2 separate regions of the Homo sapiens genome follow, and region 2 is linked to region 1. The links are chromatin loops, found by intact Hi-C in ENCODE. Cell type or tissue: PC-9. All regions are shown on one strand.

The links. Peaks named below come from ENCODE experiments on the same cell type or tissue, not always from the same donor. Only the 100,000 strongest peaks of a DNase experiment are listed, where the experiment ranks them.
Region 2: a loop joins it to region 1, with 6 times the contacts of the local background. A loop is called at or near these places in 3 of 110 quality-filtered maps.

What each region holds. Positions count from the first base shown.
Region 1 is chr7:54,964,432-54,972,431 of GRCh38, reverse strand. No RefSeq gene overlaps it. Among named protein-coding and RNA genes, the nearest start is that of EGFR, 51 kb to the left of the region's middle. In PC-9, no CTCF peak of the experiment used is centred here; DNase peaks (open chromatin) are centred at 2,721, 3,007 and 4,831; H3K4me3 peaks cover 1,477 bases; H3K27ac peaks cover 4,460 bases.
Region 2 is chr7:54,784,353-54,792,352 of GRCh38, reverse strand. The region is part of intron 2 of SEC61G-DT (SEC61G divergent transcript); the gene reads right to left. Among named protein-coding and RNA genes, the nearest start is that of SEC61G-DT, 29 kb to the right of the region's middle. RefSeq lists a silencer at 3,265-3,942. In PC-9, CTCF peaks have their summits at 3,409 and 3,608; DNase peaks (open chromatin) are centred at 3,522 and 6,832; H3K27ac peaks cover 1,505 bases.

The DNA of each region.
Region 1 (8,000 bases):
TGTTGAGAAGTCTACTATCAGTCTTACAATAATTTCTTTTTAGGTGTTTCTTTCTTTCTCTCTGAACAGTTTTAAGACTTTCTATTATATTTGGTATTTTGCAGTTATTCTCCAACATATATGGAAATTCACTTTTTAAAATTAGTTCTGATTCCCCCCAGAAATCAGAGCCTAACTGACACACAGTCTTGAAGGCAGGTAGTTTATTTTGGGGAAATAGAGGCCAGGGAGAGGAAAAATGAGATTGGAAAAATAGAATAAGGATGTAGGGAGACCCAATGCAAGGGTACGTTATTGATCTAATCACTTTTGTGGAAACTTGGGGCTCAAGCCCTCTGGGACGTTCTGAGTGCTTTTTAGAATGTGCTTCAGAATTGGCTGTGTGGGCATGCACTAGGGGAGGGAGCATTTATCCACCAGTTTCTGTTCCCCAGTGGTCAGGATTATTCTATTAAATGCTTACCTCCTTGAATTTTCAGGTTTGGTGCATGTGTGGGTGCCTATCAGGTTCCCATATACATCAGAGAAGTACCGGACAAAAAGCAAGGTATATGAGTTGCAGCTGAGGCATGATGCTGCCAGCTGTCCCTGCAGAAAGATGGTTGCTGCAGCAATTATTATAGTAAACAGTAGCCAAGAAGATGTGAGGCAGGGTAGAAGACGTGTCCTGTACATTTTACTTTTATTTTTCAGTTTAATATATGTTTTGCATCATGAATCTGTATATTTTTCCATAATTTCTGAAAATTCTCACCCATTTCCTTTTCAAATATTGCCTCTCCTTCATTCATTTTCTCTCTGTCTCTCTCTGTGTCTGTCTCTCACTCTCTCTCTCTTTCTCTCTGTGTGTGTCTTTGATCTTTCTAATATCTTCATGCTCATTCCTGATCATCTATGCCCACTTCCTGCAGGGTGAGAGTCTGCCGTCTGTGCCTGCTACTGCACCTCTCTCGTGGCTCGCCTCCTCGGGCTTTGTTGGTGTTGGTTGTGGGCTTGCTGCTTGATCTTCATGTGTGTGAATCCTGCAGGCCTCTACGGAGGATGTGTTTGTCCAGAGAGGTTGTGCATCTGCCTTGATCAAGCCCTGGGAGTATCACAGGTATAGGGGCTACGGCAGGCAGAATACTGACCCCCTCCAAATATTTTCCACACTCTGATCTCCCGTACCTATGAATGCATTAACTTTACATTTTAAAAGGGACTTTGCCCCCATGATTAACTTACAGATGCTGAAAATATTTGTATAATCTAGGTGGGTCCCATGTAATCACAGGGATCTGTAGAAGTGGACAAGAGATTCAGAAGGATGGGAGATGGCCGCATGAGGAAGATGCAGCCTGACACTGCTGACTGGAAAAAGGGGCCGTGAGCCAGGGCGTGACGGTGGCTTTCCTCCAGAAGCTGGCAGAGATGAGACAAAGGACTCTTGCCCAGAGCCTCCAGAAGGAGTGCAGCCCTGGTGACACCTTGATTTCAGCATAGTGAGACTTGTTTTGGATTTCTGACCTCTGGGACTGTAAGGTGATAAACGTGTGCTGTTTTGAGGCCCAAATTTGTAGTTAGTTGTTGTAGCAGCAACAGGAAATTAGTTCAGGGACTCTGCTACCCACCTAGAGAGCCTGACTTTGTCCGGAGCCCACTCCCCTGTCTCTGTCGCCCTGTGCTCAGTGTCCTGATTGCCCTGAAACTGGGTGCCCACCCTCAGGGCAGTCCCGCCCATCTCCTTTGCCCTTCATCTGCCTCTGGCTCCTTCCCCAGCGCACCAGCGGCCGTCCCTCCTGCTGAGGAGTCTCCAGAGGAGCAGCGTTGCTCAGAGTGTGAGTGTGGACCGGAGCATCTGGCTCTCCATACCAGTGGAGCTGTGTATGTTGTAGCTTCGTCGTTAATATTGCTTACACGTTTTGTAGATGTTCTATGTCTTTTAATAATATGCAGAATAAACCTCAGAAAAATATTTAAAAGTTTTTTCCTATAATTTATAGTAAGCCTATTTAAGGAAAAAAGTATTTACTCTTTTCAACATAGTTTGCCTCTCTTGCACTTCAGGGTTTTTTAGTTACAGAATACATTAAATTTTTCTCAGAACTATGACTCTATTGCAGGATATCTTTGATGCTTTCATTTTTAGTTAAAAAATTTATTCAGTCTTTTCACATGCATCTTCAGCATCAATATCTTCTTCACTACTACAGGCAAGAAGACATTTGTATGTCTTCTAATGTCATGCTTCAGAGTGTGCCAGATTCATTTAGCGTCTACCAATAAGTGGTTCACATGATGCCTGCTTTCCACACCACACTGAGTAAGGACCGAAAACCTGATAGAGATTGGCTTGGAGGGGAAATTGACATTCACTGAATTTACACAACCAGGTCAATGATAGCTCAGTTTAGAAAGAAAAAATCTAATCAGAAAAAAAGACGGAAACAAGCTTTTATACAAATGTAACCTCTTGTACACACTTGAGTTTCACACCTCCACACCCCACCCTCAGCAGGCTGATGGGAGGATCCTGCCCCTGAGCCCATCCTCCTGGGCGACAAGTGCAGGGATGAGAAGGGTGAGCTCTAGCAGCCCCTCATGTCCCCTCCTTCCACGTGTGGCCCTGGCGGTCCTGACAGCGCCGCCACCCCACTAGCTCCTCTTGGTGACTGTCCTTCCTCTAGAGGGATTGTGGGTCTTTCCTTCTTCAGTGTAATCTTCTCTTAATCTTATTTCACCAATATTCCTCAAATGATTCATCATATTAGTCATTTGTCATGAGTTTTTTTTTCTCTTAGTGGCTTCTTTTATACTATTTTTTAAGTGACAAAAATTGTATGTATTTATAACATACAGCATGTTTTGAAATGTGTGTATGTTGTGGAATGGTGAAATCAAACTAATTAACATGGGAATTACCTCAAAAACGTATCGTTTTGTGGTGAAAATGCTTGAAACTTACTCTTGTAGCAATATTCAGGAATATAATACATTGTTGGGAACTATAGTCATCATGTTGTACAATGGATCTCCTGACCTTACTCCCCGTGTCTAACTGAAATTTGTATCTTTTGACCAACACCTCCCCAGCCTCTCCCTGCAGCCTCTGGTCACCTCCGTTCTGCTCTCCATGCACGTGAATCCACCCTTGCTACATCCCGCGTGTAAGTGAGATGATGCTGTCATTAGTTTTAGGACTGTGTCAAGTATGGGAGCGTGGGTGCTGCAAGAGGTAAGATCTCCCAGTGACTCCCAGTCATGAGACTATACAAATCATTAAACATATATGAAAAATACCTATCAAAAGGAAAAACAAATAACTTGGAAAATATTTTTGGCTTATACAGGAAAATGTATTTGTTATTCAAACCAATGAGAATTGAATGAGAGCTTCAAGTTTAAGTACAGAAAATTTGCATAGTAGGAAATATTTTTAATATGCAAACATCAAATGATGATTAACATTGTGATGTGTGAATGAAATTATATTTAGAAGACTGATAAGATACCTTTTACGATTAATGAGGTGTCAGCAGTGAAGGAGGTGTCCCCCTGTGACATACCTGACGTAATGAATGCAGTGTTACTGAAGCCACGTTTGCAGCATCTGTCCTGTGAAAACTGACAGAAAAACATACTGACAAGTAAAAATACCTTTGATCAGGATCCTACTACTGTGACTTTATCTAAAAGTAAGAAGATGATCATTGTGTATTTACATATAATAGCAAATTATTGGCATCAACCTTAATATTCTACCATAAGATAAAAATGGAAATAAATTTTAAAATGCAGAACTTAAAATAATAACTGTGGAGTTTATGCAACATAAAACATATTCAAAGTTAGCATAAATACAAAAACAAAATATATACTTATTTTCTATGTCAAGGTTATAACTATAGAGGTGATGTTCTTTTTTCTGCAACAGAAAAGTGGAAATAGTTTGGCATTTGGGGATAGCAGCATCAATGTAATTGAGCAACAATTAAGCAAACACTAATTTTAAAATGTACTATTGTTACTAAATGTTGCATAGTCAACATGGCAATACTTTCATTCCTTGTGATTAGTAGCGGTTGTATTTCAAGGCTTTGCAATTGTCAGTCCCTGTCTCTCAACCCCAACCCCAAATGGCCACCGGCAGTTTCAGCCCTTTCGAGCCTGCAGCAGAAACACCTGGGCTGTACTGACAGCTTCCAGAGTGAAATGAAGACCGCATGTGGTGCTTTGCCACAGGCCTGGGAATCGAGCTGGGCAGTGCTTGTAGGAACACTGGGCCGGCTTCCTTTCTCCCCACCACCAAGTATGGCCAGGTTATTTGACTGGCCTGCCAGGTGCTAGGTCTTGGTTCACACTTGCAGTCCTCTCCCTGTATAAGCTTCTGCTAGATTCTTCTGTGTTTAAAAGAATGTATTATTCCTCAGAAGGTTCATAAGAGCCTCCCTTTTCTGGGCTGAGAATGCCCACAGGATATCAAGAACCACCACTGCTCCCTTCTCTTCCACTTGGGAGCAAATTCCTTGGCTACCAAGACCATGGCAGTCTACTGTGTCACATCTGTTGGATGTATTTAGACTTCGGGAAATCATTGACCTGGTCATAAGTAGACCCAATGACTGCTCTATCCACTGTCTCTAAAAAAACCCTGAACTAGATACCATGGCTTATCCTGGGTCATTTATTTATTTCCTTGTTAGCCTTCAGTCTGAATAATCCTTACTTATGGATGTTCACCACGTGACCTGAGGTGGAGGATGGTGGCCTGAGAACATGAGGTGGCCCAACATGTTCAAGCAATGGGATCGAGTTGTTTTGTTCTTGTTTGCTAAGATACGTGTGGGGAACTCTGGATACATAGTTGGAATAGTTGGCATCCCTACAGTTTGGAATGTTTGTGTCTCACGCATTCCAAGGACATGCTCAGGTGTGCAATTGCCCGGGCTGTCGCAATACAGAGAAATGGGCCATTCAGCTTGAGTCAGAATAATCATAAACAATGCAAAGTACAAACTTCTCATAAACTTGAATGTGTCTCTAGACTTCGCACGTAGCTATTGAAGGTGAAACCCTCCTCCTCCAAAAAACAAATGGACTAAATCAAGGTTATAGAAGAATGAGCATAAAGGCACTTTATAACAGGGCTATGTTGGAATGTCACTTGGAATTCAGGCACTTGTCTGAAACTTGGCATCTTAGAATTGGAAGAGAAAGACTGTGAAAGGAATATTTAATTTGCTCCATTCCAAAACTTGACATCCAAACACTATTTAAAGAAACAGTTTTGATAATCTGTAAACTTGACATTTTGAACAGTCTTGTTCATTAAACCCCTTCTCTTTTCAGCCATGTTTATGAATCTCAAAAGCAGCACATAAACCTTCACTTACTGACATTTATTGATGTTTCATTTTAATTTAATACTTTTAATATAACAACTGCTGTTATGGTCCAGACACCAAGCTGAGCAATTTACGAGGTTTACCTCATTTAATCCTCATGACACCCCTATGACATGGTTACTATTTCTATGTGCATTATTCAGAATAGAGACTTACACAGGTTTGTTAACTTGCCTTCGTAAGTAAAAGCTTTAGTAAATTCTAAGACTTAATAAATTCCATAGCTCTCATGTAAACCCAGATGGCTTTATTTCAGAGTCAACCCACGTACTTAACACCACACTATGCGATGCGTGCCCAACACAAAGAAAACTCAAGTCAGATGTCAAAGCATCCTAGCATGATAGTTTATATGCTCTTCTCACAAGGGTGACCCTAGTGTCTTGATTCCACTCTGTCCCCTGACCTAGCTCTCATGGTTATGATTCCTTTTTCACCTGCCTTAGGTAGTGAAGGTGTTACCTAAAGGAGGGTGAGTGTGTGGCTCAGTGACATTGCTGAGATGTCACAGGCTTATTCTGAATAATGCACATAGAAATAGTAACCATGTCATAGGGGTGTCATGAGGATTAAATGAGGTAAACGTTGTAAATTGCTCAGTTTGGTGTCTGGACCATAACAGTATTTGTTATATTAAAAGTATTAATAACAAGCTTATTTTCCTGAACACATCTCACCCTGTTTTGTATCTATCTCAATGGGTAGAACATAACTATTGTGCCCAAGGAAGCTGTTCATGAAATAGAGGATGTAGTTAATACCATGGTTCCAAACCTTCTAAAGACAGGTAAACTTAGCTCCAGAACAGTTAAAGTCATTAGACTGTGGTTAGAATCAATTGTCATTCCTCCCTTCCCAAGAAAAGTATCCTATAATTACATTTAAATATAAGAAAAGGCTTTAACTAAGTTATTGCTGACTATATCTTATGTCCAATGAGATAATGAAAGAAAATGAAAACTTTTATTGTTTAAAATCGGTAACAGATTAATGGGTACAGAGTTTCTGCTTGGGGTATGGAAAGAATTTTGGAATGAGACAGTGGAGATGTAATTAATGCCACTGAATTTTACACTTAAAAATAGTTAAAATGGCAAATCTTATGTGATATATATTTTACCGTAAAGCTGTTTGTTTACTTCAAGGTGAGTATAGTCATCCTTCAGTATTTGTGGGGTATTGGTTTCAGTATCCTTTGCAGATATCAAAATCCACAGATGCTCAAGTTCCTGATATAAAATGGCATAGTATTCGCATATAACCTACACACATATACCTTTCTCCTCCATACACTTTAAATTATCTCTAGGTTATTTATAATACCAAATACTATGTAAGCACTATGTAAATAGTTGTTATACTGTATGTTTTATTTGTATTATTTTTGTTGTTGCATTGTTATTTATTTATTTTGAATATTTTCAATGTGGAGTCAATGAAATCCATGGATGAGGAACCCACAGATATAGAGGGTTGACTATAATCCAAGAAAGGGAGAGATGAGAAAATCACAGTGTCCTTTATAAACTGGTCTCTGAAGTTAGATATCATCACTATGTTTCATTCTATTAGTTACAAAGGAGTCAGTAAGTCCAGCTCACACTCAAGGGCAGGGGAATTACGTTCTACCACAGTACTGAAGGGGGAGTATTAAAGCCTTTGTGGTCGTATTTGAATTTCACCACATGTGGTGAGTTATAATGAATATCTTTCAAGTATTAAGCTACTATTAACCTCCTAGAATAAATTTACTTGGTAATAATGTATTTTTTGTATATTGTTATATTTGATTGCTAATTTTTATTTAAGAGTTTTGCATGTATGTATTTTGTAAGGTGCTTGTAAAGTCTTGGTATCTAAGTTATTCTGGCCTCATAAAATACCTAAGATTCTTTATTTCTTTTCCTATTACTTTTGGAATTTTTTTCAAAGAATTTATTCATCTGTTTCATCTAAATTGGCAAATTCTAGGTTGTAAAGTTGTTTATATTATACTCTTGTTACCTTTTTAATAACTGTAGGATACACAGTTATGTTTCTCTTTTCATTCCTAATATTGGTAATTTGTATTTTCTCCTTTTCTCTTCCTTGATCTGTCTTGCTAAACTTTACTGATTTCACTAATTTTTTTAAGGAAACAACTTTTAGCTTTGTTTTTCTTTTTCTTTTTAACAGCTTTACTGAGATAGAATTCATATACTCACCCATCATAAGTCTACCACTTGTCTCAACCATCTTGGGCTGCTATAACAAACATTCCATAAACTGGCTGGCTTACCAAGAACAGAAATGTATTCCTTCTAGAGGCTGGGAAATTCTAGAGGCTGGGAAGTTGCAGATACAGGCTCCAGCATATTCTGTGTCTGGTGAGGGCTCTCCCTTCCCTCCATAGATGGCACCTCTTGCTGCAGTCTCCAGAGTGGGAGGGGCATGCATGCTCCCCTGGGCTCTTCTGTAAAGGCACTAGCCTCATCCATGAATGCTGCACCGTCATGGCCTGATCACCCCCAAAGCCCTGCCTGTTAATACTAGTACATTGGGGATTAGGTTTCAACATAAGAATTTGAAGGGGACACAAACGCTCAGACCATAGATCCATTTAATAACTTTTAGTAA
Region 2 (8,000 bases), 180 kb after region 1:
CACCTTCTGGGAAGCAACCCTCCAAGTGTGAAGTGACAGCCTTGTGTGTGATCTTTCTGCCCTCCCCAAGTTTGCATTTTTTGACACTAAAGTTTACTTTTTAATTAAAAAAAAATTCCTTTGCTATTAGGGCTTTTTAGTTCCATACGAATTTTAAAAATAAGTTTTGCTAGTTCTGTGAAGAATGTCGTTGGTAATTTAATAGAAATAGCATTGAATCTGTAAATTGCTTTGGGCAGTATGGCCCTTTTAATGATACTGAGTCTTCCTATCCAAGAGCATGGAATGTTTTTATATTTGTTTATGTCATCTCTGATTTCTTTGAGCAGTGTTTTGTAAACTTCATTGTAGAGATCTTTCACCTCCCTAGTTAGCTGTATTCCTGGGTATTTTATTCTTTTTGTGGCAATTGTGAATGAAATTGCATTCCTGACTTGGCTCTCAGTTTGACTATTGTTGGGCTTACCAGTTTCTGATCAGGACAATTTCTGGAATTCATTCTGTCTCTTCAAGTTCTTTGCACAGTAACTTTTCCTTAGGCCCCTTAATCTGTCACTGAGGAAAATTTTAAGAAAATACAGAATGGTGCAGGATTAAAATGGCCATCGATCCCACCTCACCACAAAGGGTTGGCTTTGTGTTTGCAGCCTGCTTTTCTCTTCCTCAATTGTTTTGGCACAACTGGCTGAACAAATAGTGTTTTGGAGTGTGAAATGATGAAATAGTGTTTTAACATGAAACTCCATGGCAACAATGTAATGCATTCATGGTAAGGGGCACAGTCATAAGATGTGACTCTGCCAATGTTTGATATTTTACTAGTGTGTACAAACTAATTAAACTGATTGCACTATAAGCATGACTTGATATTTCCATGTACTTTCCTCTGACAGAAAAAGTGTCAAATGTAAAATCTGATCTTAAATAAAGGCCTGTAATGACATTTACTTTCCTGACCTGCGTAGCCAAACTGAAATTTATATAGTTCTTCCTTGAAGCCAAAAGAAATATAGGTTTGAGTCAAAACTGCTTTTAGGACTCTGGCCTGAGGAGCCCAGGCTGAATTCATGAAGGTGAGGCGTGTCCCAGGGGTGCTGCTCTTGCCTGTGGAAAACGATCTCCTTGTCCAGAGCCCAGCTTGAGCCACAGGGAGATTGCACTGGGCATTGGACAACAAAGGACAGGGCTCTGACGTCCTCTGGTGAGAACAGCCATTTCTAGGACTGTAGGATTTTAACACCTGGATGTCTGTTTCTATAGAAATACTGAGAAACAACAGGCAGAGGGTGGGTGGTAGGCACTGGACCAAGATGATTTTAAGAATTTCAATCAAGGAAAATACCACATAACTTGGCTCTCAGAAAATGAAAGGAGATTCAGGCATGAAATTAAGGACCCAACCAGCTTAGTTCCTGAAAACAGCCAGCATTCTTCCTGGAGCTGCTGTACGCGCTGGGCCCTGGCCGGGTGTCTGTGTGGCACTAAGTCCCCAGAAGAGGGTCTCCCTCCGTGGGGCAAGAACTGCTTGAAACAGGGGGTACACCAGATGCCTCAGCTCCAGAGGGAAGAAGACCTACAGGGTCCTCATGTCACTCAGTGAAAAGCACTGTGGGGCCACCCATGGCTGTGGTTTCAGGTGAGAACTGCAGGAAGAATTCTGAACTCAGGTAGAGAGAAGACAAAATGTGTTGAATATGAAAACTCACGAGCACCAGAGGAAAGCAATGCCTGCCTTCTCCAGGTGCCACCATACCCCATGCGAGAGCTGATGTGCTCACTTAAGGGTTCTAAACTCCAACTTTACAAAAGCAACCTCAATCACCTTCAAGGGCGTCTGATGACATCTGAGATAACAGAATTGGGCTGTGTGGGTTACTGGACTCAATTTCAAGATTGTCTCAGAAATGTTTTTGATTGACACGTTTCTGAATCAAGTTCCTGTGGGTATATATGTACGAACTTACCAGGGCTGCAATATTTTGAGACTCGATGGTCAGATGGCAACTCTCCCCTGCTCTTTGATGATTGAGATGGGGAAATGTCTGCAACAAAATGCATGGGAATCCTCAACGTCCTCTCAAAACCTGGAACGGCTCCAAGGTTCCTTTCACCCATTGCTCCTACTTCTATCCCCCATGGTCCTGCAGAGCGAGGCTGGCCCTCTTTCCGGTGACTGCCATTAAGGTGGCTGCAGATGGTTGGCAGCATCTCTGAATTCTCTCTTCTTCCGTGTTTCCTCAAAGGAGAGGATTTTGAGTCCTTCAACTGTCTTTGTTGCATTTTTTTCCCGAATGTGACAGTCTATCAGAAAATATTTGGGCTTAGAATTTAACACTATATTCCTCAATAAATAATCATGAAAAGCATCAGAAAGCCAGTCTGAAGACTGCAGAGAAGAGCAGGCCTACTATGTGCAGACGTCTCTCCTGCTGTAGCATGTGGTAGGCTCACATCTGTAGAGCTCTAGAAACAGCATAGTACCAGAGACTGACGCTCATGTGTTCTCTGCTAACTAGAAACTGAATTCATAACTTAAAAATTGAGAGCAACCAAAATAACATTTAATACTTGAATGAATAAGCAAACTGCAGTATATCCAGACAACAGAATACTATCCACTGGTTTAAAAAAAAAGAGCTCTCAAACCACAAAGACATGGAGGAACCTTAAATGCATATGCCTAAGTAAAAGAAATCAGTCTGAAAAGACTCCATACTATATGATTCTTAATGTACAGCACACTGAAAAAAAAAAAACTATAAAAATGGTAAAAAGATCAGTGGTTTCCAGGTGTTGAGAGCTACAGGGAGGAGCATACATAGGTTAAGCACAGGGGATTGTTAGGTCAGTGAAAATATTCTGTATGATGCTATGATAATGGATGAGTGATACTGGCATATGTGAAAACTCATTAAACTCTACAATACAAATTATCCAACTATATAACAAAAGGGTAAACCCTAATTTAAATTACAGATGTTAGCTAATAGTAATGTACTAACGTTGGTTTGTTGGTTGTAACAAAGGTACCACACCAATGCAAGGTGTTAATTTTTAAAAATAGCCAGAAACCAAAAAAACCAACCTCCAAACAAAATAGAAAGTACTCTTCCTAAACTCTTCTGCTGCATTTTCCTGTGGGTTTTGAACCCAAAAGGAGGCTTTGAGGCAGCCCCTGTCCCACCACATTGCTCGCTGCCCCGACAGGAGAGTTTCTGACCCTGATTCTGTTGCCCGACACATGGCTGTTCTTTTGTACATACATGAGTACTTGCTAGCCAAATATTTGGTGAGCATGCTCTTTATTCATCCATATGCCATGAATATAAGTGAACGGAGCAATTTATTCAACAACTATTGTTAAGTAACTGGTAGGAAGCAGGCATTGCTAGGTGTCATTGAACAAAATGGCCAATAACCACTGTCGTGGAGCTGAGACAGTCAGCGTGGCATCGTAATGAGGTATGCAGTGACAGTACTGTTTGACTCACTGCATCATGTGACAGCAGGTGGAGAACGCAGATCTGGGTGGGATCCTACTTCGCTAGTTACTAGCGAAGTCTTCTTGAGAGCTGACTTTACTTTCTGAGCTTTAGCGCTCTCTTCTGCAAGTCCAGGGTCATTACTTCTGTGGAGAACTTTTTTCAAGCTTGGAAAAGACAATGTATACAAACTCCAGCAGATCGGGTTTTTTGAGGCAGGAATTCTCAACTGTTTCTGTCTCTGTCCCTGTGTTTCCGTTTTACCCCTTCCACCCACCCACCCACACACACACGCATATGCGCGCACACACACACATATTTCCTTCTATAGTTTCCTATTTCCTATTTAAATGAATGTTACTGGTAAAAAAGGAAATTTGCTCTTACATGCCATGCAGTGTTCCTAGGGTAACTCTTTAGTCTCCTAGTTGGTGACTGACACGTTTTAAAATATGTTCCAGATGTGGGGTGGGGGGAGGGGGGAGGGATAGCATTGGGAGATATACCTAATGCTAGATGACGAGTTGGTGCAGCGCACCAGCATGGCACATGTATACATATGTAACTAACCTGCACAATGTGCACATGTACCCTAAAACTTAAAGTATAATAATAAAAGAAAACAACAACAACAACAACAACAACAAAAAATCTGTTCCAGAATTTTTAACACTCACTATAACAACATCGTAGATTGGAGAATGCAGCATATTTGGATTTGCCAATTCCAATCTTCTACCACCCTGACGCAAATCCTGCATGCGCAACCAGAGAAACTACTGTAATGTGACAGGGGCCCTTGATTTCTGTGAGGCTGCAGCGGGCAGCTGAGGGGAGAAACTGAGCCTGGACAGACAGGGGCCTCCAGAGTTGGAAATGGGCGACGTAACTTTGGTGGATAGACAAGAAATTGTGAAACGTGAAATGCTGATGGAATTATCCTAAAATAATTGATCATTTTGCTCCGCCGGGGTGATAAGGAGTGAAGTGAGGAGCTGGGGTAATAGATCCCAATGGTGCAAAGTGCAGGGTGACTTGGAATAAAAGAGTGGAGAAGGTGAAGAGAATGAGTACGTGGTTTAGTGGGATTTAAGTTTATTATTTCAGAGGTGGGATAATCACGGTGCTGGCTTAGCTTAGGGTGTGGCCAAGAGCACAGACTACTCAAATAGCATGGAAGTGAAGATTGTCAGAGTATAACAGAAGAATGTTTTTAGAAAAATAATAACAAGGAATAAGTATCTGTACCTGATATCAAAACATACTGTAGCATCATGTTGAAAACAAAGAAATATGAATGAAAAATATAAAAACATATGAATGCAAATGCGTAGAGAGCCCAGAAATTGACCTAGATTAGTGTAGGATTACTATAACCTTGTAAAACAGCAAAACATCATAAATGATATTGGGTTAATGATACAGTGTTGTGGAAAAAAATAAATATACAACTATATTCAAAATTCCCAAATATATCAAAGAACAAGATATTAAGGAAATTATAGATGGGCCAGCAAAAAGGCAGAACTTTAAAGTGTTGATAACATTCTAAGAATTAAGGCAATATAAGATAGAAGAGAAAAATAACAGATGCAATTACATAAAAATATACAATTTTTCTAAGTAAAAGAAAGGATAATATAAAAATTACAGAAGAAGATTGGGTAAGACATACAAATAGAATGCAGACATGAAATAAGGCAAGTGGTATAAACAAATATAGCCCTCATGGAAAGTTAAAAGGCTATAAAAATATTTATACGACTCAGACCAGTATTCTAACTCCTAAGGATTTATTCTAAGAAAACAGTGGAAAGGAAAAAAAGTGAAGTCCATTGAAGTATTGATTGTAACGTGATCTGTAACTGTAAAATAATAAAAAAAATAAAGTATCTAACAATAAGGAAATGGTTAAGGAAATTAGGACATAGTAGCTAAATGGCATATTTAGCTATTAAAATAGTAATTTAAAAATATGAAATTATATTATGTAACAATAAAATATTTGAGAGAAAAATTTAAGGCTATGGCTATAATTATTTATATGGTTACAGACATGAAAATAATAGACTAAAATGTAAGGTAATTACTTTGTGAGTTAGGTTTATGGATGACTTTTTTCCTACAATTTTATTTAAGAGTTTAAAATATTGTTTTATAAGAAAAGTATGGGAGCATGAAGCAGACGGCATGGGCAGGAAAGAAAGCGGAGCCGGCTCCAGGTCTCACTGAAACCAGGACGACAAGGTATCCAGATGAGGCACAGGCTGAAAAACGTCTAGACTGAGTCCGAGGCTCAAAGGCCATTTCCTAAACACTGAATTCTCTAACTAACACTAGAGTTAATTTGTGTTACTCACAGGAGGCGGGTTTGCTCTAGGGTGCAGAGAATGGGGACTGGAGGAAGGAATGCTGGAGAAGTGTTGTTCTTGGTTTTGAATCTGACAGACTGCCCATGTCCTAACCACACACACACACACACACACACACACACGATAACTACTGGGGGACATGGATGTGTTAATGTGAAAATTATTACACAATGAATATGTGTATCAAATTATCACATCTTATGCCTTGATTGTAACTGCCTTTTAAGTAGTTTGGTGGCTGAACTGGGTTTCTTTGCTATCTGAGCCATTAATTTCACAGAAGTCTGACAGGGGTGCAGAGTGCATGAGGGCCCTCTTCTGCCGTGGGTCCGTGCTGGGACAGTGTAGGCCACAGTTGCCAAGAGGGTGAACTTCTAGGCAGCAAGGCCATGCTGAATGGCTAAGGGCAGTTTGGTTGGAAGGTCCTCTCTGCTGGGCCTTTCCCAAGGAAGGGGAGTGAAAGCAGAATCTTCAGCAACCGCGTTGCAGGATAAAAGCTGCCAAGGGGAAGAGCATTTTGACAGGGAGAGGAATTGTGCGCCACAGAAATCGCGCTCTGGAGTAAGGCAATGAAAGGTAGATAAAATCTACTTTTGCCAAATGTTTGGTTTTAGTTCTCTTCTGGGGTAATACTTAAAATATTCAAGTGGTTAGGACCTAACCATTCTGAATTAAACCATTCTGAATTCTGTAACTGCTGGAAAGGGGAAAGACAGTGATAGGGTGACAGGGCACTAGGAAGGGGGTGGGCTTGGAGCAGTGGCCATTTACCAAGCAGTTGGAAACATCTCAATATTTTAACAAGAAGCAAGGCCATCTCAGTGCTTATTAGCCTTGGTCCTTTCTCTTCTCTTCTTCTTCTTGGTGGCTATAGCCTCTATTTGTTCTTTCTTTGCCTTTACCAGCTGAGCGCAATTCCCTTTCCCTCTGCTCGTGAGTCACATCATGCACTTCCTGTCCTGAATGGATGTGTGTGTGGTAGGGACAGGGATCCCACATGTGGACTTACTGGTTAGGTGAGATGAGGGTAAGTGAGCAGTGATGCAATAGCCAAAGTAAGATCCACCATCACCAAGGAGGCCACGGTCTGTTCCTGTTGTGGGCAGGAAGCCAGAGGGCGCCATGGTGGCCAGCAGTGTCGACAGGGATGTTCCCAATGGGAAGTGTGCTCTGTGACAGGCACGGGTGCAGGCACCCTTACAAACCACGTCCCCCCAGATCACAGCGAAACCTCATTCTGTTTCATACCTGGCCAGGCATGGTCGGCAATGATCAGGATGTGAGTGCTGGAGTCAGATGCTTTGGGCTGCAGTATTGGCTCCCCAAGTAATTGCCTGAGTGCCCTTTGATTACCTCGTCACTCTGAACCCACAGCTCTAAAATGAGAACAGCAATTTTACCTACTGCCCTAGGTTGCTGTGGAGGTTAAATGAGTTAGTAAGGACTCAGTAAAGATCTCATTGTTATTATTGCATTCCTCCTGTTTTATGCTGCAATTGCTGAGACTAGCTTGACTCCTTCACCCCAATCCTGTCTCAATTATACTCACATCTAGATCTTCAAAGTAGTCTACTTTGTGCGAAGACAATTTCTCAGCCTTTTTGATCAGTGCATACTTCTGATGAACATAAAAATAGTATGCCTAGTTCTCCAAGGAGATTTTGACCTACTCCTCTGTGGGACTTGCCCTTCCACCCCTTTCCTCAACTCCCATCATTCCTTGGTGGATAATCAGGGGTGAGCATAGTTTCTTTTTAATGACAAAATAATCACTTATTCAATTTGACTATGTCTACAAATTCCCAAGTACATGAATAATTTGTCCAATATTGGCTCTTAGTCTTCCAAAGAGAAAATGTTAGAGAACACCTCCACAAATGCACAGAGATTTGAAGAGCTGGACCTCCGTAAATGACCTGCATGATGAAGGCTGTGATAGACTCCAACTTCAGAGGACTGTGTTAGGGGAGGAGGAAGGTGGAGTTCAGGTTTAATAAACCCAGGAGGACAGACGATGGGGTGTTGCACCAAAAACATGCAAAGCCCAACCTCAGATCTAGATTTATTCCAGGAATAACCCCCAGAGTCTGGATCCAGAAGAGAAAGAAGAGCAGAAGCAGCAGGTAGAGAATAAGCAGAAAATGGA